3 separate regions of the Homo sapiens genome follow, and all the other regions are linked to region 3. A link is a loop called in an ENCODE intact Hi-C map of the cell type or tissue named here. Cell type or tissue: endothelial cell of umbilical vein. All regions are shown on one strand.

Region 1 (8,000 bases), 310 kb after region 3:
GATACTTCCCTCAGAGGAGCCCCTCTGAGATCACAGTGACCACTGACACACACATCTGGCCTGGGCTCTGCTGCTTCAAGGAGGGAACATGAATAACATGCAGGTAAAAGTAATGAGGGGGTCAGGAGCAGTGGCTCACGTCTGTAATCCCAGCACTTTAGGAGGCTGAGGCAGTGGATCACCTGAGGTCGGGAGTTTGAGACCAGCCTGACCTACATGCAAAAACCCTGTCTCTACTAAAATTACACAATTAGCTAGGCATGGTGGCAGAGGCTGAGGCAGAATTGCTTGAACCCGGGAGGCAGAGGTTGCAGTGAGCCGAGATCATGCGACTGCCTCCAGCCTGGGCAATAAGAGCGAAACTCCATCTCAAAAACAAAACAAAACAAAAAGGCCTGGCACAGTGGCTCACGTCTGTAATCCCAGGACTTTGGGAGGCCGAGGCAAGCAGATCACAAGGTCAGGAGTTCGAGACCATCCTGCCGGCCAATATGGTGAAACCCCATCTCTACTAAAAATACAAAAAATTAGCCAGGCATGGTGGCACGTGCCTATCATCCCAGCTACTTGGGAGGCTGAGGCAGAAGAACCGCTTGAACCCGGGAGGCAGAGGTTGCAGTGAGCCGAGATCGTGCCACTGCACTCCACCCTGGGTGACAGAGCAAGACTCCATCTCAAAAAAAATAAATAAATAAATATAAAATAAAAAAGTAGTGAGGGAGTGATGAGAATGAGAAGAGGGAGATAAGCGGGGAAGTCGGGAGGGAGAGGGGAAGGTAGGCAGATGGAGAGAAAAAAAGGCAGAATGTGAGATTCAAAAACTAGGCAAAAAGCTGCCCTCATAAGCCTGAGGAAGAAGCTGGAGTGTTGGTCATAGTTAAGGGCCTAAGCTCCCAGGTGACTTCTTGGGTTCACACCGGCTACACAGCTTACTGGCAGCCTGACCTCTCTTTGCTTCAGCTCCTCGTCTGCAGAATGAAGATAATGATAGCCTCCACTCTGTAGGATCATTGGGAGGACTGGATGCGCTAATGTAGGCAATGACCTGGAAGACAGGCTGGTAGGGAGAATGCAGAGTATTAGCTCTTATGTTATAAAGGAAATCACGGTCGGGTGTGGGGGCTTGCCTCTTTAGGGCTCCTGAGTCTCTTTGGGGACAGTTCCTGGCACAGAGTTTGTGCTCAGTAAATATTTGTCAAATGGATGTATGAACAAACCAAAAAAGGAGGCAGGGCATGGTGGCTCACACCTATAATCCTAGCACCTTGGGAGACAGAGACGGGAGGATGGCTTGAGGCTAGGAATTCAGGACCAGACAGAGCAACATAGTGAGACCCTGTCTCTACAAACAAATTTTTTTTTTTTGAGATAGAGTCTCGCTCTGTCACCCAGGCTGGAATGCAGTGGCGCTATCTTGGCTCACTGCAAGCTCCGCCTCCCAGGTTCACGCCATTCTCCTGCCTCAGCCTCCCGAGTAGCTGGGACTACAGGCGCCTGCCACCACACCCGGCTAATTTTTTGTATTTTTAGTAGAGACAGGTTTTTACCGTGTTAGCCAGGATGGTCTCGATCTCCTGACCTCGTGATCCGTCCACCTCGGCCTCCCAAAGTGCTGGGATTACAGGCGTCAGCCACTGTGCCCTGCCTGTCTCTACAAAATTTTTAAAAAGTCACCAGGTGTGGTGGTGCATGCCTGTAGGCCTAGCTACTCAGAAGGCTGAGGTAGGAGGATCTCTTGAGCCCAGCTGAGGTGGCAGTGACCCATGATTGTGCCACTGGCCTCCAGCTTGGGCAACCAAGCAAGACTGTCTCTAAAACAAAATAAAAATTAAAAATAAAGGAAATCAGCAGATGAACCGTACAGGGAGAGAAAAGTTGTTCAACGGAAAGGAATTCAAATACTTTTCTCCCTGGAAGGGAAGAGAACAGAAAAGGAATTAGAATTGAAGGTCAGAGTTGCAAAGGTCATACAATAACAGCCTTATCTAGTTTTCCTTACTAAGGAAAGGAAACTGAAAGTGAGAAATCAGGTATTTGATGAAATGAAGCCAGAGATAAGCTCTCAGTCTAGCCTTTCCCTTTCTCTGCAAATTCTTCTGGGAAGTGGGCCCCTTAAAGTAAATATTTTGGTAAGCCTCATGATTTATTTTTATCTACCCAAATCAGTGTCTTGTCAGTGATCCTCTGAGGACACTGGACTTAAACTGGATCCATGATCCATGGGGAACCAGGTTTCAAACCCCAAGACCGCCTCGATATCCACCTGGCATTTGAAATGGCTAAGGCCTAGCTGGGCATGGTGGCTCATGCCTATAATCCCAGCACTTTGGGAGGCCAAGACAGGCAGATCGCTTGAGCCCAGGAGTTTGAGACCAGCCTAGGCAACATAGTGAGATTCCCATCTCTACAAAAAGTCATAAAATTAGCCGGGCATGGTGGCACATGCCTGTGATCCCAGCTACTCAGGAAGCTGAGGTAGGAGGATCACATGAGCACAGGAAGGTCGAGGCTGCAATAAGCTGTGATCCCATCACTCCACTCCAGCCTGGATGACAGAGCCAGATCCTGTCTCAAAAAAAAAAAGAATAGAAAAGAAATGGCTTAGGCTGAACATGGGGAAACACCCCAAGGCCGGAGCTGATCTAATTTAAATCGGGTTTTTTTCTATAGTCTCAGGCTGCCTAAGGCTAATGAGGAAAGAGGGAACCTCAGTTTTTGCCACACATACAACTACTCAGGGCTCGCAAAAAAAAAAAATGTATATAAAAAAAAAATATATATATATACATATATATACACACACACACATATTTCCCACTGTTGCCAAATGTTTAAATGGCCCACAGGTTGTTTGTCTAACAACTTGATGTTTGCCCAGATTGACTGAAGATAATGAGTTTTAGCAAGGATGCTCCTTAGGCCTGGCAACTACTCTACAAAATCAAATCATAGAAGCTTGTGAAAAACTCAGTGTTTCCTAAGTAGCATGGCCTCCCAACTCAAAATGCTTTTATTTCTTTAAATATTCATGATCTGGATCTAAAACAACAAAACTCAACTCACAGTCATTCTTATTTCCTTTACGTGTTGATATTTTCCACCACATCACAGGGGACTTTTGCCCAGGGTTTATAAGAAGGTCATTTGAATTGCTTTACAGCTAAGAACCACCTTAGGAATTAACTGTGGGGCCTCCTATTAATCTTGTTGTATTTATGCAGTGTTAACATTGGTTCTGGGTTCCTTATGATTTTTGAATTTAAATGGTTTCTTCTAGTTGGTGATTCTGCTCTAACCCACAGTTTCTCTGAAGATGCTGAGAATTAATTTATCTGCTGTGTTTGTAACCCAAAATAAAAGCAAAGATAAGAACAAAGGAGGTGAAACATCTGGGACACTGGAGATACCTGTGGACCAAGACTAATTCAGCAGCACTCCCATTCTGCTCAGAGCTAGATAATAAGCTATGCTGACACATGAGGCATTCACAGTGGCACAGTTGCTCAGAGTGACAGTCATCCCTTGGTAGAAAATGTTTTAATATGAAAACTTAGTAGATGTAATGGCAATTTTCTTTGGGAATAAATTGGTCTCTGAATCATACTCTAAAAACATAAAGGAAAAATGACTAATAATTCAGCACAAAATGAAAACCTGTGGTTACCTAAGAGGTATCAGTGTGCATTTAGCAATTTCTTCTTTTTCTAGGTGAATAAGCATGTCAGGTCCACAAGACAAATGGTGGCTGTTGCCAGGCTTTCTTCCCATTGCTACTCAAGATTTGCTCCTCAGAAAAAGGAATGAGTGGCATTTCACCAATATGGAAATGTTTCCAATAGAGTATAAAAATCCATTAAGCAATTTTCCAGTACATTAGGCTAAAAGTGCTTAAAACGAGTATCTCTTTCTGTGACAATTAAACATCACACAATTTGCAGTCGTATAATACCCCTATGTACAAAGTGCTCGGTCAACTTGGCCTATTTTAGTCATTACTTTTGTACTTATTTCCATGTGTGACCTGGTACAGTCAAGGCCACTTCTCAATTATCTGGGAGAGAATTTCCTAATTTGAGGGTCACTCAGGCTTTCATTAAGAGTCATTCTTTTGAGCAGTTTGTATAGACTCAATGAAAAAGCCAAGCAACCAGTTTTCCTTATAGCCAGCTTTAACAAAGCACGTGTGGTTTGAGAATCTTGACTCTGGATAAAAATGACAAGTTACTAAAGAGAAGTACTGATAACTTCTTGTCTACTTCTCTGTTTCCAACCTTTATTGATTTATAGATTTCAAAGACCATGACTCAGGGAGCATAAAAATGTGGAACTCTGTATGCAGAGGCTCATTCCAGCATTTTGGGAGGCCAAAGCAGGAGTATCGCTTGAGACCAGGAGTTCGAGACAACCTGGGCGACACAGTGAGACCCACATCTCTATAAAAAATACATACATTTTAAAAAAGTGAACATGAAGGCTGAGCACAGTGGCTCATGCCTGTAATCCCAGCACTTTGGGAAGCCAAGGTGGGAGGATTGCTTGAGCCCAGGAGTTTGAGACTAGCCTGGGCAACAAAGTGAGACCTCATCTCTGCAAAAAATCAAAAAATAAGCCAGATATGGTGGTGTGCACCTCTGTTCTCTGCTATATAGGAGGCTGAGGCAGGATTGTGTAAGCCCAGGAGGTGCTGCAGTCATTGCACCACTGCAACTCCAGCCTGGGAGACAGAGTGAGACTCTGTCTCAGAAAACAAACAAAAAAAAAAACAGTGGAAATGCTCACATTGAGTAGCTACTTTTGAAAGTTACACAGTATAAATCAACTATCATTCAGATCTGACATCCCTTCCGTACCCTATATTTTTCATCTTTAACCCTTTAAGCCATTCTTCGGTGAAGACAAATAATCACTGAATGTCGGCTTAGAAAATGTGTAGGTGATATGCATGGGTGGAAGACTTTCAACTAATAGTATTAGGAAAACGCTACAACTCTAGCGGGGAATAAGATCTAGAACATTCCGAAAGCAAAAAGATTGCTATAGAATGATTCCAATTATTTTAATGCCATGTAAGATGCCATTATAGAAACTGACAGTGCTCCAGTTCCAGCAACACGAATGAGGGAAATAAAAATATTTCACCCCAAAATATATTTGTCATATTTTCAGATGGCTGTTCAGAGAGCCAAAAGAAGCAGCCCTGCAAAGCTGTCTTTTTTGGAGAAAACTTGCATTTGCAGAGAATCTGCTTGATGCAGCCAGGCCTTCCCTTGTCTGGATCTCGGGAAGATTAACTTAGTCTGACACTTTAAAGGTCTGAAACATGCTGGACATGGTGGCTCACATCTGTAATCCCAGCACTTTGGGAGGCCGAGGAGGCCAGATCACCTGAGGTCAGGAGTTCGAAACCAGCCTGGCCAACATGGTGAAACCCCATCTCCACTAAAAATACAAAATTTAGCTGGGCATGGTGGCACATGCCTGTAATCCCAGCTACTTGGGAGGCTGAGGCCAAGAGAATCGCTTGAACCCGGGAGGCGGAGGCCACAGTGAACCAAGATCGTGCCATTGCAATCCAGCCTGGGCAATAAGAGCGAGACTCTGTCTCATACAACAAAAAAGGTCTAAAACATTTACCATCTATTCTTTTGAGGGCTGCCACCTGTGGGGCTTCATTTACATAACAAGACCACCTTTGCTAGCCAGGCTTCCCCTTCTCCAGCTCCCCGAACATGTTATGCCACTGATCCGAGCCCACACTCTTTTTGTAACCTTTAGGTGGTATTTAAGCTTCTAAACCCTATTGGGTGGGGGTTTGGGGGGTAATCACTCTGTAGCTCTCCCCTTCATGCAAGCTAATATATTGGTATGCCTTTTCTCCAATTAATTTGCCTTTTCTCAGTTGATTTTTCAGTGAACCTTCAGAGGGCAAAGGGGAAGTTTCCCCTTGGTTCCTACAGGAACCTAAGACCCACAGAGTGATGGAAAAAGGAAAGGCTTTGGAGCCAGGCAGGCCCAAGTTTGAATCCCAGCTGTACTGCTTATTCGCTGAACAACCTTGGGCAAGTCAGTTATCCTACTTAAAAACAGGATAATGTTAACTTCACACAGTTGTTTCAAGGATTAGCATTAATGTAGAAAATCAACTCATCAGGCATTGAAAAAATGGTGGCTATCAGTATCAATGATCACATCCCAATCCAGTTATGGACCTAACTTTAAGACTGCTGCTAAATCCCAGGGAATGAGTTCTGCAGGAGCAAGCAGTCCTGGCCTCAAGTCCGTATATTTGTGCATGTTCCCCATTTTGTTTTGCCATTTGAACACATTTTCAGCATGTCTAGTGATTCACCTATAAATGTCTTCTTCAAGTGGATCTCAGCCTGCACATGCTGCACATTCTGAAACTCACAAGAACAGTATCCTTGCTCCCCACATTGATTTTGGTCTTGTCTTCCACCTTAGAAAACTAGTATATGGTATAATACAGTATTAAAGTTTTAAAGTACTAACTTTATACACAACACTGCCCTCTAGCGACTAGAATAATTTTTTTTTTTTTTGAGACGGAGTCTCGCTCTGTTGCCCAGGCTAGAGTGCAGGGGCACGATCTCAGCTCAATGCAACCTCCACCTCCCAGTTCAAGCAATCTTCCTGCCTCAGCCTCCGAGTAGCTGGGATTACAGGCACGCACCACCACACCCAGTTAATTTTTTTGTATTCTTAGTAGAGATGGGGTTTCATCATGATGGCCAGGATGGTCTCAATCTCTTGACCTCGACCTCGTGATCCGCCTGCCTTGGCCTCCCAAAGTGCTGAGAATTACAGGCATGAGCCACCACGCCTGGCCTAGAATAATTCTTTCTAGTTGTCTGTTCAGCTGCTCTCTGGGTAAAAATTAAAAATTCTGTCATAGATTGTCTTGAATGTGTTGGCTGACATTAGAGAAATGGAAATCATAACTACAATGAGATACCACCTCATGCCCAATAGTAATTTGAACAACAATTTGACAATTCTTTATAATATTAAAGTTACATGATCCAGCAATTCCACTCCTAGAATTTAAAACCTGTCGGCCAGGCGCAATGGCTAACGCCTGTAATCCCAGCACTTTGGGAGGCCGAGGCAGGCAGATCACGAGGTCAGGAGATCGAGACCATCCCGGTTAACACGGTGAAACCCCGTCTCTATTAAAAATACAAAAAATTAGCCGGGCGTGGTTGCAGGCGCCTGTAGTCCCAGCTACTTGGGAGGCTGAGGCAGGAGAATGGCCTGAACCCAGGAGGAGGAGCTTGCAGTGAGCTGGGATCGCACCACTGCACTCCAGCCTGGGCGACAGAGCAAGACTCCATCTCAAAAAAGAAAAAAAGAAAATATATATATATATATATATTTAAAACCTGTGCACATAAAAACCTCTTCTATAATGTTCATAACATTATTTTTAACAGCCCAAAAGCGAAAATAATCCAAATATCAACTGATGTATGGGTAAATACAATGGAATATTATTCAGCCATAAAATAAAATGATGTACTGATACATGCTGTAACATGGATGAACCCTGAAAACATGCTATATCAAAGAAGCCAGTTCCAAAGGATCATACATTGTATGAACTTTTATGAAATGTCCAGAACAGGGAAACCCATAGAGACAGAAAGTAGACTGGTGATTCCCAAAGACTGGAGGAGAGAAATGGATTGACTGCTAATGGGAGGTTCTTTTGGGGGTGATGAAAAATGCTATAAAAAATTGATTTGGTGATGGTTGTACAACTTTGTGGATATTCTGAAAACCACTAAACTGTACACTTTTAAAAGGTGAATTTTATGGTATGTGAATTATATCTCAATTTTATTAAAAAACGGGAAACAAAAAAAAATGGGAAACAAAAGTGTTGGCTGTGTTGGGATGGCCATTTAGTAGTAACATGTTAGGCACATCTCCCCTTCAATATAACCTCCCTGACCCCAGCCCCCAAAGTCTTAAGAATTTGG
Region 2 (8,000 bases), 440 kb after region 3:
TACCTCCCCTTTCTCCTTATAGGCCCTGGATGTCAGCGACCACTTTCCAGTTGAATTTAAACTACAGTCTTCAAGGGCCTTCACCAACAGCAAAAAATCTGTCACTCTAAGGAAGAAAACAAAGAGCAAACGCTCCTAGACCCAAGGGTCTCATCTTATTAACCATTTCTTGCCTCTAAATAAAATGTCTCTAACAGATATGAACTGCTCCCTGTACTTAGGAAACAAGAGTGATCCAACTGCTTTCATTTTTTGACCTGAATTTATTCTGACTTGAGCCAAATTGGAAGGAGAATCTTTTGTATCTCTCTTGGTCTCATACCTCCCCTGAATTGTCTAAAAGGGAACCAGGGGCATTTGTAGACCAAAATGATGATCTTCATGCCCTGAGCCAGAGCCCCATCCACTGTCACTGGCCCTGCTCAACCCTGTCATGCGAGAGGCTGCAGGGGGAGGAAGAGCGTCAGCTTTCAGTCCTCATGAGGGGTCCTGTTCCACACGCAATGACCAGAAACACCAAGGCCCCAGCTGCCCCTGTGATTTGGGCAATTAACTGTTTTAAGAGTCTGCCCCCTCCTCTCTGAGGTCAGGCCACCATCACGTCTCACAGTGTTGAGGGATAAAGGCCACTCCCACCTGGTTTCTCTGCCTTCGAATTGTCCTCCAACTCAGCCAGCCCAGGAAGCATCAGTGTCATCCTCTGAAATACTAATCTGACCACAGCCCACCCTCAGTCCCACCCTCAGTCCCACCCTCTGCCCATAAATCCTTCAGCGGCTCCCATCACCATGGGAGAGAGCTCAGTCTTGGCCACCATGAAGGTCTCTGCTATCTGGCTTATTGCGCCAGCCCCACCTTCTGCCAGGGTCCCACCCTGAACCCCTGCTCCAGGAGGATGTCCTCCGCCCTGCATACCCCATGCTCTCCCTCCCTGGGGGCCTTGGCTCTGCCCCCCCCATGCCCTGCCCTATTCCAGAGCCCGGGCCAAGTGCCCCCAGCCCTCATGTGCGCCCTACCTCTATTGCAACATCCACCACATTATATTTGTCACCAAGGTCAGTGTTGGAGGTCTTTGGGGCCCCAGTGTGACAAACACCTAGTGGGCTGGCTGGGACTCGAGGATTTTGTTATCTTTCTGCAATCAAGGAGGCTCATTGGAGTCCAACAACACAGCACCATTTAGCCTGTATCCAAGGTGCCCATTTTTGTTTGTTTTGCTTTGTTTTCCCTGATGTTTCTTTGTTCAAGTCATACACGAACATGGCTAAATGTGTGAACAGTACCGAAGAATAAGCAGGGAAAAGGAATGCCGTGCCCTGACCCCATCCCCGAGTTTCCTGTCTCAGAAACAGCCCCTCTTCCCAGCTCATGTGTTTTTCCAGAGAGTCTGCACAGAAATGAGCACTATATGTAACCTTAAAAATACAAAATATAGCACACCATATGCATGGTTCCACTCTTCGCTTTTTTCCTTTAATATATTGGGGATGATGTGACTTTTGATGTAGGAGAAAAAGACCTTAAGTCTGACACTTGAAATTATGTAACATCTGACTGGGGGAATAAAATCAAAAGGGCCCTGGTTAAGCACGGGAAGCCATCTTCCTCAAATGTCCAATTAACCTCATTGGACAAAGGTCTCACTGGAATTGGTGAGGGGTGAGTGATGGCAAGGCTGCTAACACATCTGTCACCCTTCTCCTAAGCCAGAGCTCATAGTCCCAGGAAACTTACCAGTTTCCAAGGTCCAAAATGGTCAAACAAGGTCAGGCGAGGTGGCTCATGCCTGTAATCCTAGCACTTTGGGAGGCCAGCCTGGGCAACATGGCGAAACCCTGTCTCTACTAAAAATACAAAACATTAGCCAGGCATGCTGGTACACTCCTGTAGTCCCAGCTACTGGGAGGCTGAGGCACAACAATTGCTTGAACCCGGGAGGTGGAGGTTGCAGTGAGCTGAGATCGTGCCACTGTACTCCAGCCTGGGCGACAGAGTGAGACTCTGTCAAAAAAAAAAAAAAAAGTCAAGCAAGTCATAAATGGGCTTATTCCGGAGAGAGAGGCTCATCCTTCTGTCCCAAAGTACTGCAAGCTCCGAAAGCCCACATGGCTGGGATAAGAACCCTGGCTGCTGGGGCTTGAGACTCCATGCTGGGTGGGGGAGGAATGGGAAGGAGGACCAGACACTAAATGAGTCAGTCCATGGCTCTGACTTGGTCCTGACACCCTGCAGCTTCCTCCCAACAAGACATCTCTCCACTCCTGCCCAGGAGCAGGTTACTGGAGCCACAGGCATCTGCCAGCTCTTATTCCGGCCAAATTCTGACAGGCAAGAGGGCACAGCGCAGGGCATGTCTCACTGCGCATAACCTAATGGAGCTGCAAACATCCTCCTGTCCCTTTGGGTCACCTGGCCTGGCCTGGGCAAGGAACTCTGGTGGCCTTTTGGGGAAAATGGGTGTCCCCTGGTCATAGGCACCCTTTTAGCCTTGGCTTTGTCCAAAGAGTCTAAAGCTTGGCTGGGTGCGGTGGCTGACGCCTGTAATCCCAGCATTTTGAGAGGCTGAGATGGGAGGATCACTTGAACCCAGGAGTTTGAGACCAGCCTGGGTAACATAGCAAGACCCCATCTGAACAAAAAATAAAAAAATTAGCTGTGCATGGTGGTGCATGCCTGTAGTCCCAGCTACTCAGAAGGCTGAGGCAGGAGAATCACTTGAGCCTGGAAAGTCAAGGCTGCAGTGAGCTGTGATCGTACCATGGCACTCCAGCTTGGGAAACAGAGCAAGACCTTTTCTCAAAAACAAAACAAAAAAAACAAACGAACAAAAAAGAGTCTAAACCTTGGTGTGCACTGGAATCCCAGGGAACCAGTTACCATGGTGATTCCCAGGTCCCAGTCTCCCAGAGTCTGGGCCAGGGCCCAGGAACCTGCAATTTCAACAAGTCCCCCGGTTGATTCCAAGGCACATGATCTGAGGCCCAGATTTGAAATCACTCTCCCAGTCCCCCTTGGTGAGGCGAGGTGTAGCATGGTAGCAAGGACCAGGCTCACTTTGGAGCCATAGTCTCTACCACCTACCAGCTGTGGGACCTCGAGCAGGCTACTTACCTTTAGTTTCCTTGTGTGTAAAACAGAGATAATAAGAGAATCAACCTCATAGGTAAAGTTTAAATAAGATGATGGATATAAGGCATGGAGGATGTGCCTGATGCTTAGTAAGCCCTCGATAAATTAAATTCCCTTACTTGTATATTTGTATTAACAGGGCTTGCTCTGTTAAAGGGTAGGCCGCTTTAAGTCTGGGTGTGCAGGTTGCTCGAGCTTAGTTATTCAGAATGAATTTTTGCCACACAAGGAATCATGCCAGGGTTCCATTTCTTTGTCATTCACCACGGCAAATATTTTGGCAGGTAACCCTGAGGATGGAGACGCCCCTGCTTCCAGTCCTTGTGACATCCTTTTCCTTGTCAACACCACTTTCCTGCCACAAATACAGAAACCCTCCCCCAGTGACCTTCTCCCTGACCCTGCTGGGGGTGGGGTGGGTGAAGGGAGCTTCTGCAATTCAGCAACCCTGCTCCTATCTCTCCCTTGGGCTGGAGAGGGCAAGTATAAAGAGTAGTTGCCAAACCAGGAAAGGGCGACAAACTGGGGGCCACATCCCTCGTCCCTCCCGGAAAGAGGAAAGGCACCCAGCCCAGGCAGGCGTGAGGGTGGAAAGCAGGGCAGCTGAGAGAGGCTCACATTTGCATCAGCTGCTGAGTCTCCTGATCAGGGCGGGCTTCCACCTGAATGATCCTGAAGGAGCCAGCATCCCCATGTCACTTGCCCATGGGCCATATTTCAAAGGAGGAGCGGGTCCCCACGGTCCCCAAGACCCTGGCAACAGTGGCGTCAATCTTTGGGATTCAGGGAAGCTACTAAAATTAAATCAAAATAAGGGAATTTGAGGAAACAAGAATCTATGGATGCAGGTTTGTGTGTGTGTGTACGTGCACATACACACGCACTCAGCTCTTTCCCAGGGGTCTCCCTGCCTGGCACATATTCCTCGGCCTGCTCAGCTTCTGGCTGGGTCATACCAGCCCATGTCCCTGCCTCAAATGCGTCTTCCGATGGCAGGTGGGAGGAGGTTGGTCATTTACAGAAACTCCTCCTGCTGCCCCTCTATGCTCTGGGAAACTCTACCACCAAATACCCTGGGAGTTTTATTTTTCCGAGTTATCATTACTTTGAGATTCCCGCTCCTGAGATCTTTTCACAGTTTCCTAGAGGCTAGAGCTGAAAATATCCTTAAAGGTAATAATAAGTAATGGCTGCCATTTGCTAAGGGCTGCTGTGTGCCAGGCTGTGTGCTAAGAGGCAGTGGCGTGGGCCATCTCACTGAATTCCAACCGCAGCAGCGAGGTGGAGTCTGATGTCATCTCCATTTTATAGGCGAGGCGAGTGAGGCCCAGAGAAGTTAAACAACTTGCCCGAGGGCACACAGCTGGGGAGTATTGAACCCAGGTGACTCACCCATTAGGCACAGCACTGTGCCTAGGGCCCATGGAAATGTGTTAATTTCTTTCAGAATCAGAAAGAAAAACATGAACTTTGGGGATGAAGAAAAAATTAACATAATAATAATAACATGTTTGTCTTTATACCAATATAGTTGTAAAATACAATTTTAATATTTTTTATGGGGGAAAGGATCTATAAAGGCAAAGGTGCCTAATGCCCGTGAAAGCCACAATGGGGCCCTGGGGGAGGCAGAATTAAAATCCCGGTCTGCCTGCCTTCAAAGTTCGTGCTCTCTTCAGTCTAGTCTAATCCTGTTTACAGGTGAGGAAACTGAGGTCCAAGGCCACACAGCGAATGGCAGAGCCAGGTGGAGAGCTCAGGTTTCCAGTGAGCCAACCACCATGGCTTGTGGTCCGACATCACCACCCGGTGGCCTTTTGGGGAACTTACCTTTAGTCCAGAGGTGAACCTAGAAAGAGAAAGGGCTCAGACAGTTCCAGATACCCGCAGGAAACCTCCACAAGCCAGTCTGCACTTGGGCTCCACACTCAGCAGTGGTGAAGCCAGGCCAGGGAGCCAACTCCACACTCACTTGAGGCTGTCGTTGGAATTCACACATCTCAGCCTACACACACACACACACACACACACACACACACACACACACACACCCCTCTGCCAGGGTAAAAGCATCATCCCCCAGAGTTAATATTTGTAAAGTTCTTAGACCAGTCTGGTCCAATAGGAATATAATATAAGCCAAAATGTAATTTGAAATTTTCTGGTAGCCATATTTTAAGAAGTAAAGGAAATAAGTGAAATTAATATATTTAATATTTTATTTAACACAGAAATCAGCAAACTATACAGCCTGTGGGGGAAATCTGGCCCACCATCTGTTTTTTTTAAATAAAGTTTTATTGGAACAAGCCATGCCCATTTGTTTTTATATTGTCTATGGCTGATTTTGCACTGCAATGGCAGAGTTGAGTAGTTGCATAGTTGAGACCAGGTGATCCACAAAGCTGAAAATTCTTACTATCCAGTCTTTCAGAGGGAAAGTTTGTCAACCTCTGATTTAGCCCAATCTATCCAAGTATGGTCATTTCAACATAAAATTCAATATAAAAATTATTAATGAGAAATTTTACATTTCATTATACTAAATCTTTGAAATTCAGTGTGTGTTTTATACTTAGAGTACATCACAATTTGGATAAGACTCATTGCAAATGCTCAATGGACATGTGGTTGGATCATGACTACCGAACTGGACAGTGTAGGGCTTAGAACAATGCCCGCAGATATCAAACAGGTATTCATTAAATACCTAAATAAACTCCCCACCAGCCTTTCTTAACTGACTTCCAGAAAGAATTAAGCCCTAACATTCGGGGACAGCCCCTGTTTGTAATGAATCAACTTCTTTCCCATGCCTGTAGAATGGTGTCATTCCTGGGAGGACTGAGAAAAGTCACTGGTGTCATTTTCTGTAGGGTTTCATTTATTCACAGAATCCCAGTTGAGAAATGCTGCAGCCATTCCTTTTCTAAGGAGCTTGAAGACTTGCTGCTGATGGAGATAATTATTATTAATATAAATCACATGTATAGAGCCAGGCACTGTGCTAAGGTCTTTCTGAGCATTGTTTCAATGACAGAAATGACAATGGCCTCCCTCAGGAAGGCTCCTCTGTGCACCAAAGGTGTCCACTGTCCCCCATACAGCCCTTTTCACTATGTCCTGTGAGCTCCAAGATCTGACCCCTCATTCCCCGGGAGCTCAGCCTAGGCCCGGCCCACAGGAGCTGCTGGATCAATATTTGTTGCATTCAATCAAGTAACTCTAGAGAACCCGGGGGTCATTTGGTGTTTGATTCAACCTGGCAGGTGTTTTTCCAGCAGCTCTGTTGTGCAAGGCTGCTGTGTGCATCTCAAGGGAATCCATTCCCACATTGATGCTCACTCACATTCCCAAGACTGCCCAGGGAAAACCAGACAAGATAGTTGCATTCGCAGTTTTAAGTGGTCTAGCTCCTCTCTGACAGTTCAGGCTAAGAGACAGACCACCAGAGACCAGGGAATAGTGATTCGTTTGCCCAGTGCTTTCTCTGTCCAGCATGAGGAACTGCCCTTTTGTCCAAGTAAGGAGGGAAGTGTACCACAATATCCTGGTTGAACAAGACCTGCCCATGAGCATTTTAGTTTTGAAAGAGCTGTATGCAGGGATGTTTATTTGAATTCCCCACCTGCCCGAGGCCTTCTAAGCAATCAGATTCTGTGAGCACCAACATCAGATGGGTCCACGGACAATCATTCGACATGTCTGGGATTCTGCAAGAGAACTGTTTCCGAGAGAAGGAGGGAGGCCCATCAAGATAATATGAGTAACCAAGGTTTAGCTGTCAGAAGGGAGGTGGTATGGAATGAATTGTTCCTCCCAAAAGACTATTTATTTATTTATTTTTGAGACAGAGTCTTGCTCTGTCACCCAGGCTGAAGTGCAGCGGTGCGATCTCGGCTCACCATAACCTCTGCCTCCCAGGTTCAAGCGATTCTCCTGCCTCAGCCTCCCAGGTTCAAGCGATTCGCCTGCCTCAGCTTCCCAGGTTCAAGCGATTCTCCTGCCTCAGCCTCCCAGGTTCAAGCGATTCTCCTGCCTCAGCCTCCCAGGTTCAAGCGATTCTCCTGCCTCAGCCTCCCAGGTTCAAGCGATTCTCCTGCCTCAGCCTCCCAGGTTCAAGCGATTCTCCTGCCTCAGCCTCCCGAGTAGCTGGGATTACAGGCACCCGCCATCACGCCCGGCTAATTTTTGTATTTTTAGTAGAGACAGGGTTTCACCATGTTGGCCAGGATGGTCTCCAACTCCTGACTTCAGGTGATCTGCCCACGTCGGCCTCCCAAAGTGCTGGGATTACAGGCGTGAGCCACTGCGCCTGGCCCAAAAATATTTAAGTTTTTTTTTTTCCAAGTTCTAACTGCCAGTGCCACCTCATTTGGCAATAGGACCACTGCAAATGTAATTCGTTAAGATGAGGACATACTGGAGGCGTGGGCCCCTAATCCAATACGATTGATGCCCTTCTAAGGAGACAGTCATGGGAAGCCAGAGTGACACACAGGTAGACAGCCACGTGACGAGGAACGCAGAGCCTGGAGTGCTGCAGCTGGAAGCTGAGGAAGGCCAAGGATGCTGGTGGCCACCAGAAGCCAGGAAGGGCAAGAAAGTGTTTGTCCCTATAGGTTTCAGAGAAAGCTTGACCCTGCCCACAGCTTGATCTGACTTCCAGCCTCCAAAAATGTGAGATCGCCAATTTCTGTTGTGTTAAGCCACTGAGTTTGGGGTACTTTATTATGGCAACCCTAAGAAACTGATACCGGAAGGAGCTTCGAATTTAGCATGGTGGCTGCACAAGACATGTAGGCCACTGTGGTACCCTTCCTCCTCTTCCTGCTGAGCGCATGGCTCCATGAATCAACCCAGCCCTCTCA
Region 3 (8,000 bases):
GAAGGACAAACTGCCCAGACTTGAGCCCAATTAAATTTTATTTTTGCTGGTTTTGAATGAGCTTTCTGACCACTCCAGTGGCCACGTTTCTCCCTGGGATTGAACTGCTCCAGACTCAGCATGGGCCATGGGTTCAGACAGGTCTGTGACAGCTTCAGGCTCCCCCTTAGGCAGCTGGGAGGGAGCTGTGTTTCTAGGATTTCCCATGGGCCTGAGAGAATCCTCAGTTCCTGCATAACATGTGGGATGGACAGGAACAGAGGGAGCTAGGGACAGGATGCAAGAAATACTGTCATCACCCTCTGTCTGAAGGAGAGCTGGAGCAAGTCCAGAGCAGGAGTGGGAGAGGAGGGGCACATCTGAACCTGGCTGGAAGGAGCCGCCAGGCTGTGCTGCAGGCTTCAGGGAAGGCAGCCGGGCTGTCTCCGCCCCAGGAGCGGACCCTGAGACAAGGACTCAAGGGCAGCCAGTATATTTGGGAGGTGATTGTGGGAAACACCAATAGAGAAGTAGGGAAGTGAGATGGCAAAGGGAAGGAGGGGAAGGCAGCCAGTGAAGGGTATGGTTTCAACCCAGCTACCCCTGTGGGGACTGGAGCTGACTCCCACCCGAAGCTCTAGGAATCGGGGTAGAACATGCACCTTGGAGATACTCCACCCGGGAGTGAGGGAGCTGGGGTATTTACACACCGACTCCCACTAGTGGTTTGTTGAGGGCTTCTGGTGTTGGGGATGATATGAATTCCTAGGTGCTTCTTGTCTGCCCTGCCTAGGGAAGAGTGGCCCTCTGTGGCTTCACAGCAAGCCCCCAGCCAAGAGATGGCAATGCCAGCTGCAATGGCAGGAGCACATTGAAATGGGAAGGCCCAAGGATACGGTGTCAAGACCTGCCTGAGGTTTCTGAGAAGGGCCCAGTTCCCAGGCTCTAGACTAAGTCTTGAAAGGAGGTCGTGGGGGCAGAAAGCATTGCTACTCAGCCTCCTGGAGCATGTGCTGGGGACACTACACCTCATGGAGAAGAAACCCTCTGCCCAAGCACAGATGCCCACCAGTGGTCTGAGACTCACAGCTCCCAAGTCCTGGGGCCAGGGAGCACTTCAAATGTGCCAAGATAGCCTGGGGTAGAGACAATAGTGTGTGTGAACCTTCCACCAGGGGCCACGGCAGGTGGGACACGGGCTACAATTGCAGTGATATCAAAATCAAGGTCCAGGCCAGGTGCGGTGGCTCACGCCTATAACCCCAGCACTTTGGGAGGCCGAGGTGGGCGGATCAACTGAGGCAAGGAGTTTAAGACCAGCCTGGCCGACATATAAAAGTTAGCCAGGTATGGTGGCACTGACCTGTAATCCCAGCTACTTGGGAGGCTGAGGCAGGAGAATCGCTTGAACCTGGGAGGCGGGGATTGCAGTGAGCCGAGATTGCACCACTGCACTCCAGCCTGGGTGACAGAGCGAGACTCCATCTAAAAAAAAAAAAAAAAAATTCAAAGAGCCGGCGGGGAGCCGTGCTCAGGGTTGGCTGAGGAAGTCAGAAGGTGCCCATCCAGACATCCTGTCAATTCTGTCACTCCCTGCCCAACCCACCCCAGCTCACCCTCACGGATGAAAGCGGGAGCATGCTGGCAGGCCTGAATAACCACTTCCAACCACATCAGTAGACTACCTGGAAAAACATCTGCCCAGAAACCTGCTCTGGGAATGAAGGTGGCATGAAATTTTCATGATGACCATAAACACCTTTGAGAGCTCGGAAATTTCACTTTACAACAAGCAGGAGTACCTTGTAAAATTTTTAAAGAACATATAAAGACCTCTAAAATGAGCTCATGAGCAGGGACCAGGGCTAGGCAGAGGGCTCTTGGCAGTGGCCACTATTTTAAGACATGGGGTAGCTGCCTCATTGAAGAGAAGACACATGGACTTTTCCAGAAACTGCACTGCACAACACTTCAAAGAAGACTGAGAACATGTCAACTGGCTCAATCAGAGAATTCAGGGAAGCGTCCCAGGTGCCCTTTCCCAGATTTTGTTACTAATGGTCAGTCTGAACTCTTCTTTGGAGAATTGCCCTTGGGCTACTCATACATTCTTTGAGCACAAGTGCAAAGAAGACAGACCAGGAAGCTGGGGGTGTGTACACCACCCCAGGATGGTCCTTAGCTAATGACTGGCAGGTATGGGAACGTGAAAGGCCAGCTCTTTATTTTGGGGCATGATGACGACCACGAGGTGCAATTTACACTCCAGGATTCCCAGAGGGATCAGGCGGGAACTGGGACTTTGCCTGAAAGTGTCCCTTTGCTTACCTCTTTCCCCTTTCCCATCCTGCTCCTCCACTCCCTTACCAGTGTCCCCAGGGGCCAGTCCTTAACAAATCACCTACACGACAATCCCTATCCCGAAGTGGGATCCTGGGGTACCCATCCTAAGAGAGGTGGTGGGCATGGCCAGCTGGATGGGACTGAGCCTGAGCCTGGGCTGGGAGATAAGACCTCCAGGTCTGCAGGAATTGTTGTCATAAAAGGGATCAGTTCTCAAGGAGAAAGAGCTCAGAGTGGGGGAGCTGCACTTGCCACTGCCATGTGGAGCCCATGGAAGAGGCAACGTGCTGTTCCACACCAGGGAACACAAGGCAAAGATTAGGGATCATGCCCCACTCCAGCTTCCCACTCCTTCCTCAGATGCCCAGAATAAGTCAGAAGATAAGCCCAAGTAGCCATCATTGTACCCCCATAACCCATCAAGGAGACTGCATTCTCGAGCCAGCCACACTAGGCCCCTCTTGGGTGGGTGTTACAAAAGTGGCAAACACCTGTCAGACTCTCAACGTCATTTTCAGGACATTGTGGCCACTATAGGGACCCCCAGGTCAGCTCAAGCTGTAAAGAGTTGGGTCTTTATCGCCAAGATTTTCATCACTCAGCAAACCTGATATGCATCAAGAGTCCGGCAGGCTTGGGGATGCTGCAGTGAAGAAAACCCAGCACCGTTCCCACTCAGTCTAGCAGGGGATACAAATCCAGAGGCGACATGGCTTGGCAAGGGGAAAGACTGCAGGACCGCTGCCCCAGCCTTGGGGGATCCAGGAAGGCATCCTGGAGAAAGCAGCACCCATGCTGAGCCCTCAGGAGTGTGTAGGAGCTCACCAGGCAAAGAAGGGAGGGAAGGGCATGTCAGGCCAGGGAACAGCATGAACAAGGCCTGGAAGGGGCAGAGGATGGGTAACAGGGCTGAGTGGGAGGTCAGAGCCCGAGGGGCCTTGTGAGCTGGGCAGAGGGCTTGGACTTTGTCCCAGGGCAGGGGACACACTGGGAGATTTAAGCTGGGGGCAAGGTGACCAGAGCTGCATGTTTTGAAAATTCCTTGCTGCTGTGGGAAGGAGTGGAGGAAGGGAGGCCAGTGAGGAGGCTGCCATATCATCCAGGAATAGAGGGTGGTGGCCCGGACCAGGGGCCTGTCCCAGGGATCATCAGAAAGTGAAATGGATAAGACTTGGGACACATTTTCTCACTGGGGTCGACAAGCCTTCAGGAATCTCTGCAAGCTAATCGTGGCCTCAGAACTGGGGGCTTGGATTTGCCTCCCCACTCCCTGCCAATGTGCCTCCCACCCATCCCAGGAGTGAGGATGGGGCTGTGAGGGGTGGGGTCGTGGAGAGAGCTTTCCAGAAGCTGTAATTCTTGTCTTCACCAGTAGGTGGCGGCACAAGCTAGAAAGGGAAGGGTGGCAAGGTCTCCCCACACACCCAATTCGGGAAAGGCTGTTGCGCCTAATGAACTCATTATCTGGGACTTCCCAATGGGCACTGGACTTATCTTCGGCCTTGCTGATAGTGTAACAATTGCAGCACCTCACTTCTACAGAGAATTGCAGTTCTCCAGACGTTCTGCTCAGAGCTTTACATGAATTACCTCATTTCATCCTCATAGCCCCCTCGTCCACGGGGTGGGAACCATTGTCATCCTGTTTTACACAGAAGGAAGATGAGGCTCAGAGAGGTCAAGTGACTTGTCCAAAGTCACATAGATAAGGAGTCTCAGAATAAGGGCTGGAATTCCAGTCTGTCCCCAACATTACACGAAACAGATATGTTTGCCCTAAACCTACTCTCAGGTAAACAGAGTTTCTCCCATCCTCCTTCTCCTCCTCTCTTCCCCACTTCCCCTTTTTCTCCTCCCCCTCCTGCCCTGCTCCTGAATGCCTCTGAAGACTTTTGAAGATTGCACAGAACCTCAGAGTTAGCATTCTCAACACCTGCCTTCATTGCTTTGGAAGAGATGGAGAGGAACTGGGTTCAAGGGATTTAGAACTCCTCTTTTTAAAACCCAAAGCCCCCCTCACACTTCGTAAGCCTTACTTCCTTCTATAAGGTTGTGGGTCAAGAAGGAACACATGTTTACTCTCATGTTTTAGATGGAGAAAGAGAGTCTAAGGGATGTGCCCAGCCACAGAGTGAGACAGGGCAAAGATGGATCTAGAACACCTGCTCCTTGGTCCTCCACCACCAGCTGTCACCTCATAAATCATCTGTTCACGTATTCCAAGTACATCCTCTGCGCCAGGCATAGTGCTGGGCTCTGGGGCCTCCACCCCCATTCCTCCTGCCCATGCCATGTGGCCTGAATGTTGCATTTTGGGCCATCATCCTGCCAGGGCCTGGACTTCAGAGCCCAATCACAGGCTCTGTCAACCAGGCTTTCACTGCAGCACTAAGCCACATTTCGGCAGGGCTCCAAACAGATGGAAAACATTAATAAATGCGTAAGAATCATTTTCTTTCCTCCCACCCCACCAAGAGTCAAGCTGGTGGATAATTATGGGATGGTTGCCAAAGGAGTTTGATCTTCCGTGTTGACTTACAGCATTTTTACTGCTCCATCTGAAGGCCAATTTAGTCATTTCCCTTTACAATTTTGTGGACTCTCTCCTTTCTGCAGGAAATCCGAAACTGTAATCAGGCCACGACTGGAACAGGGAGAAAAGGAGTGGGGAGCAGCCGAGGAAGGCAGAGGCTGAACCCAAGGGAAGGGGCGGAAGGAAGAAGCTACATGTTTGCTTGGCTGGAAGGGTCATGGGTATCGGAGGAAATACAGTAACAATAACAACAGTATTAAGCAGTGCCATGAAGCGAGCACTTTCGATGAGTCAGGACTGTGTTAAGCACTCGACCTACTTAGACTATTTCATTTAATCCTCCATCATGGATTCTTCCACTAATATTGCTCTAGACTCGGGGTAAACTGAGGAGCAGGACAGACCAGGCCCTGGTCTTTGTGGAACTGCCATTCCAGAGGAATGGCAGAGGAGACGGACAATAAACACCGAAGTCATATCATTTCAGTTGCTGATGAGTGCTACAACAAAGTAATAAACAGAGAGCCTGGGAACTGCTTTGCACAAGGCAACAGAGAAAGCTTCTCTGAGGAGCCTGAAGGACAAAAAGGATAGAATCAGGCAAAGATCAAAATATGGGCAGTGGAGGGGAAGTGGGGGAGAGAACATTCCACGCAGAGAGAATAGCAAGTGCAAAGGCCCTGAGAAGGGGGGAAAGGTGCTGTGACCCAGAAACTACCAGGGAGAGGGAGGAGAGGGAAATGAGGTCCTAGCAAGACAGTCAATCAGACCTTGCAGACCATGGGGTGTTTGGTTCTGTTGGCAAGGCTGGATCTAGAATGCCTAATTCTTGACCCTCCACCAGCTGCCATTCCGTAAGTCATCTGTGTATGTGTTGCAGGCACCTACTGTGTGCCAGGCATCGTGCTAGAGGAAAGGAAAGGGTGGCAAGGTCTCCCCAACCCCCCCACCTCTTGGGAAACGGTGTTGTGCTTAGTGAACTGGTTATTCGGGACTTTCCACTGGGCAGTGGATATCATTTGTGTTATTAGCAGCATGATAGCAGTGGCACCTAACTTCTCTGAGGAATTGTTGTTCACCAGATGCTCTGCACATCCCCACAGCCCCATGCAGTGGGGGCAACTCTTACCCCACCTTTGGTGAAGTGACAGATAAAACAGAGCAACATGCTCTGATTTATGCTTTCGCAAAACGATGGCTTCAGCTGTACACACACACCTTACCCCATTTAGCTCTGCAGTATGAGTGCTTCACAAACACACACACACACACACACACACACACACACAACATCGTGCCCCCAAGGCCACACAACTATCAGGGACAGAGCTACAGTTCAAGCCCAAGGTCTCTTTAGCCTTAACCTCTGCCACAAGCTGGCATCACGGAGAAGGACAGGGCTGGCAAATGAGGAGGAGAGTGACTGCCGGGGGCACTTTGAGAACTTGGCCCCAGGCCTGGAATCTGGCCTTCAGATATTTTCTTGGCCTGGGCCCAGACCAGCAGCCCTCCAGCCCTTCCAGGCAGCCTGCTGCCCAGTTGAATGAAGGAGTCTGCTCTCAGAGTATCTGCTGTGGGAGAGCCCCGGACCCCAAGCATCTTCAAAGGTCTATTATTAATGGGGCTGTCCAGCTGAAGCTGACATCCGCACGCAGCCCTCCCAGAGCTCTGCACCTCAGCCAGCCCACGGCCTCCACCGTCTGGCCCTGTCGGCTGAGTGGTGCCCAGCAAGGTGAGAAGGCCAAGTCCTGCCCGCTGGGCCAGGCAGAGGTCACCCGCCGCGCCTGAGCTACCGGTGTGTGATGAGAGGACTGCCCCACGTCTTCCCTCATTTCCCAGCTGCCTCAGTTTCCCTTCCTGAGAGAGGCAGGGTTCTGGGAGGTGAGGAGCTGCAGGGACCCAAGAAGGGCATAGAAGCCGCCTGGGGACACTGGCCCCTCTGTCAGGATCAATCGCCCTAAGCCTGTCTGAGGCGCTCCGGGCTTAGGAGCAGCTGTGAAAGCCGCCTTTGTGCCTGGGAGAATGAGCCGCAAGAGGACAGGGGGCCCTCGCCCCGGGAGCCCCTTGGGTCCTGGCTCCTGAGATCAACGCCAGCAGGGAGGACCCCAGCCTGGCCCCTGCAGCCCACCCAGGCCTGGTGCCCACTTCGTGCCATGGGAGCAGCCCAGGGGAAGAAGGTAGGAACCTCTAAGTGTCCTGTTGGGGCCCTGGTCATGGGAAGGGAGACTGGACCTAGCAAGTGGGAGCCCCGACCCACCTACCCTGCAGCTTCAGCCGGCAGTGCCCACCAGCCCTCCCCCTGGAACTCACAGCCAAGACTTGCATCTAGAAAGCAGGCAAGGGCTCAGGGAAGAACCAGTGTCCTATCTCTCCATCTCTAGGACAGACTCGGGGGCAGCCAAATCTCTCTGGCTCCCTGGTCTTAACCACACACATCTCTACTTCCCTGAATAAAAGCTCCCTGGGTACCCCTTCCCCATACCCCAGGAGAGTGTCTGATGCAGGTGGATACAGGGGAAAGATCTTAAAATTATTATTATAAAGTTAGCTAACCAGCTGTTACCAGTTGTAGGGCAATAGGCAAGTTATTTAAGCTTTCTGTACCTTATTTCCTCACCTGTAAAATAGGGCCAATAATAATCACTACCTTGGAAAATCATTGTGAAAATTAAATGAGTGAAAGTGTTTGGAACACTGCCTGGCACTGTGTAGAGGCTTTGCTCCATTATTATTAGAATTCTATTCATGTTATTATCCCTCACCTTCTAAGCCTGAGCTCTCAGCTGGGGGTTTGTAGACAGCATTGCCTGAGAACTGTTTCTGGAAATGTGCTCTGCGGACCCCTGCGTCAGCATCCTGGGGTGGGGAGTAGGAGGGAGCTTGTGAAACAGTCACTTTCTCATGGCCCATCAGACCTCCTGGATCAGCCTCTTAGGGGCAAAGAGGGGCCTGCATTTACTCACCAGCTCTCGGGATTGTCCTACGTGCTCACTGCTCTCCAACCACAACGACCCGGTACTGCCATCCCAGTGGCATAGACAGGCTGCCGTGTCCCAGATCCACCACCCACCTACCGTGGCGATGACCTGAACCCCTCTGGACCTCAGGTTCTTGTTTATAAAGGGGGGCTGGTACCTGCTTCGTG

The links. Peaks named below come from ENCODE experiments on the same cell type or tissue, not always from the same donor. Only the 100,000 strongest peaks of a DNase experiment are listed, where the experiment ranks them.
Region 1: it touches region 3 in a loop (6-fold over the local background); 28 of 110 quality-filtered maps call a loop at or near these places.
Region 2: a loop joins it to region 3, with 10 times the contacts of the local background. A loop is called at or near these places in 13 of 110 quality-filtered maps.

Annotation. Positions count from the first base shown.
Region 1 is chr3:58,319,680-58,327,679 of GRCh38, reverse strand. RPP14 (ribonuclease P/MRP subunit p14) reads right to left here. Exons shown (of 6, transcript NM_007042.6): 6 at 7,487-8,000. It overlaps HTD2 (hydroxyacyl-thioester dehydratase type 2), which reads right to left. Exons shown (of 5, transcript NM_001348712.2): 5 at 7,487-8,000. Among named protein-coding and RNA genes, the nearest start is that of PXK, 9.2 kb to the left of the region's middle. RefSeq lists an enhancer at 4,936-5,697. In endothelial cell of umbilical vein, no CTCF peak of the experiment used is centred here; DNase peaks (open chromatin) are centred at 1,999, 2,529, 3,089 and 6,469; H3K27ac peaks cover 1,879 bases.
Region 2 is chr3:58,184,826-58,192,825 of GRCh38, reverse strand. DNASE1L3 (deoxyribonuclease 1L3) reads left to right here. Exons shown (of 8, transcript NM_004944.4): 8 at 23-569. The coding sequence ends at 139. It overlaps LOC124909386 (a long non-coding RNA gene), which reads right to left. Exons shown (of 2, transcript XR_007095929.1): 1 at 6,758-8,000; 2 at 5,331-6,078. Among named protein-coding and RNA genes, the nearest start is that of FLNB-AS1, 18 kb to the right of the region's middle. In endothelial cell of umbilical vein, a CTCF peak has its summit at 4,951 (motif pointing left); DNase peaks (open chromatin) are centred at 1,295 and 4,935.
Region 3 is chr3:58,626,003-58,634,002 of GRCh38, reverse strand. FAM3D (FAM3 metabolism regulating signaling molecule D) reads left to right here. Exons shown (of 10, transcript NM_138805.3): 10 at 1-57. It overlaps FAM3D-AS1 (FAM3D antisense RNA 1), which reads right to left. Exons shown (of 4, transcript NR_134853.1): 3 at 1,343-1,464. It also overlaps a transcript of FAM107A not described here. Among named protein-coding and RNA genes, the nearest start is that of FAM3D-AS1, 23 kb to the right of the region's middle. RefSeq lists an enhancer at 4,644-5,145. In endothelial cell of umbilical vein, a CTCF peak has its summit at 3,700 (motif pointing right); DNase peaks (open chromatin) are centred at 3,802, 4,892 and 6,322; H3K27ac peaks cover 2,094 bases.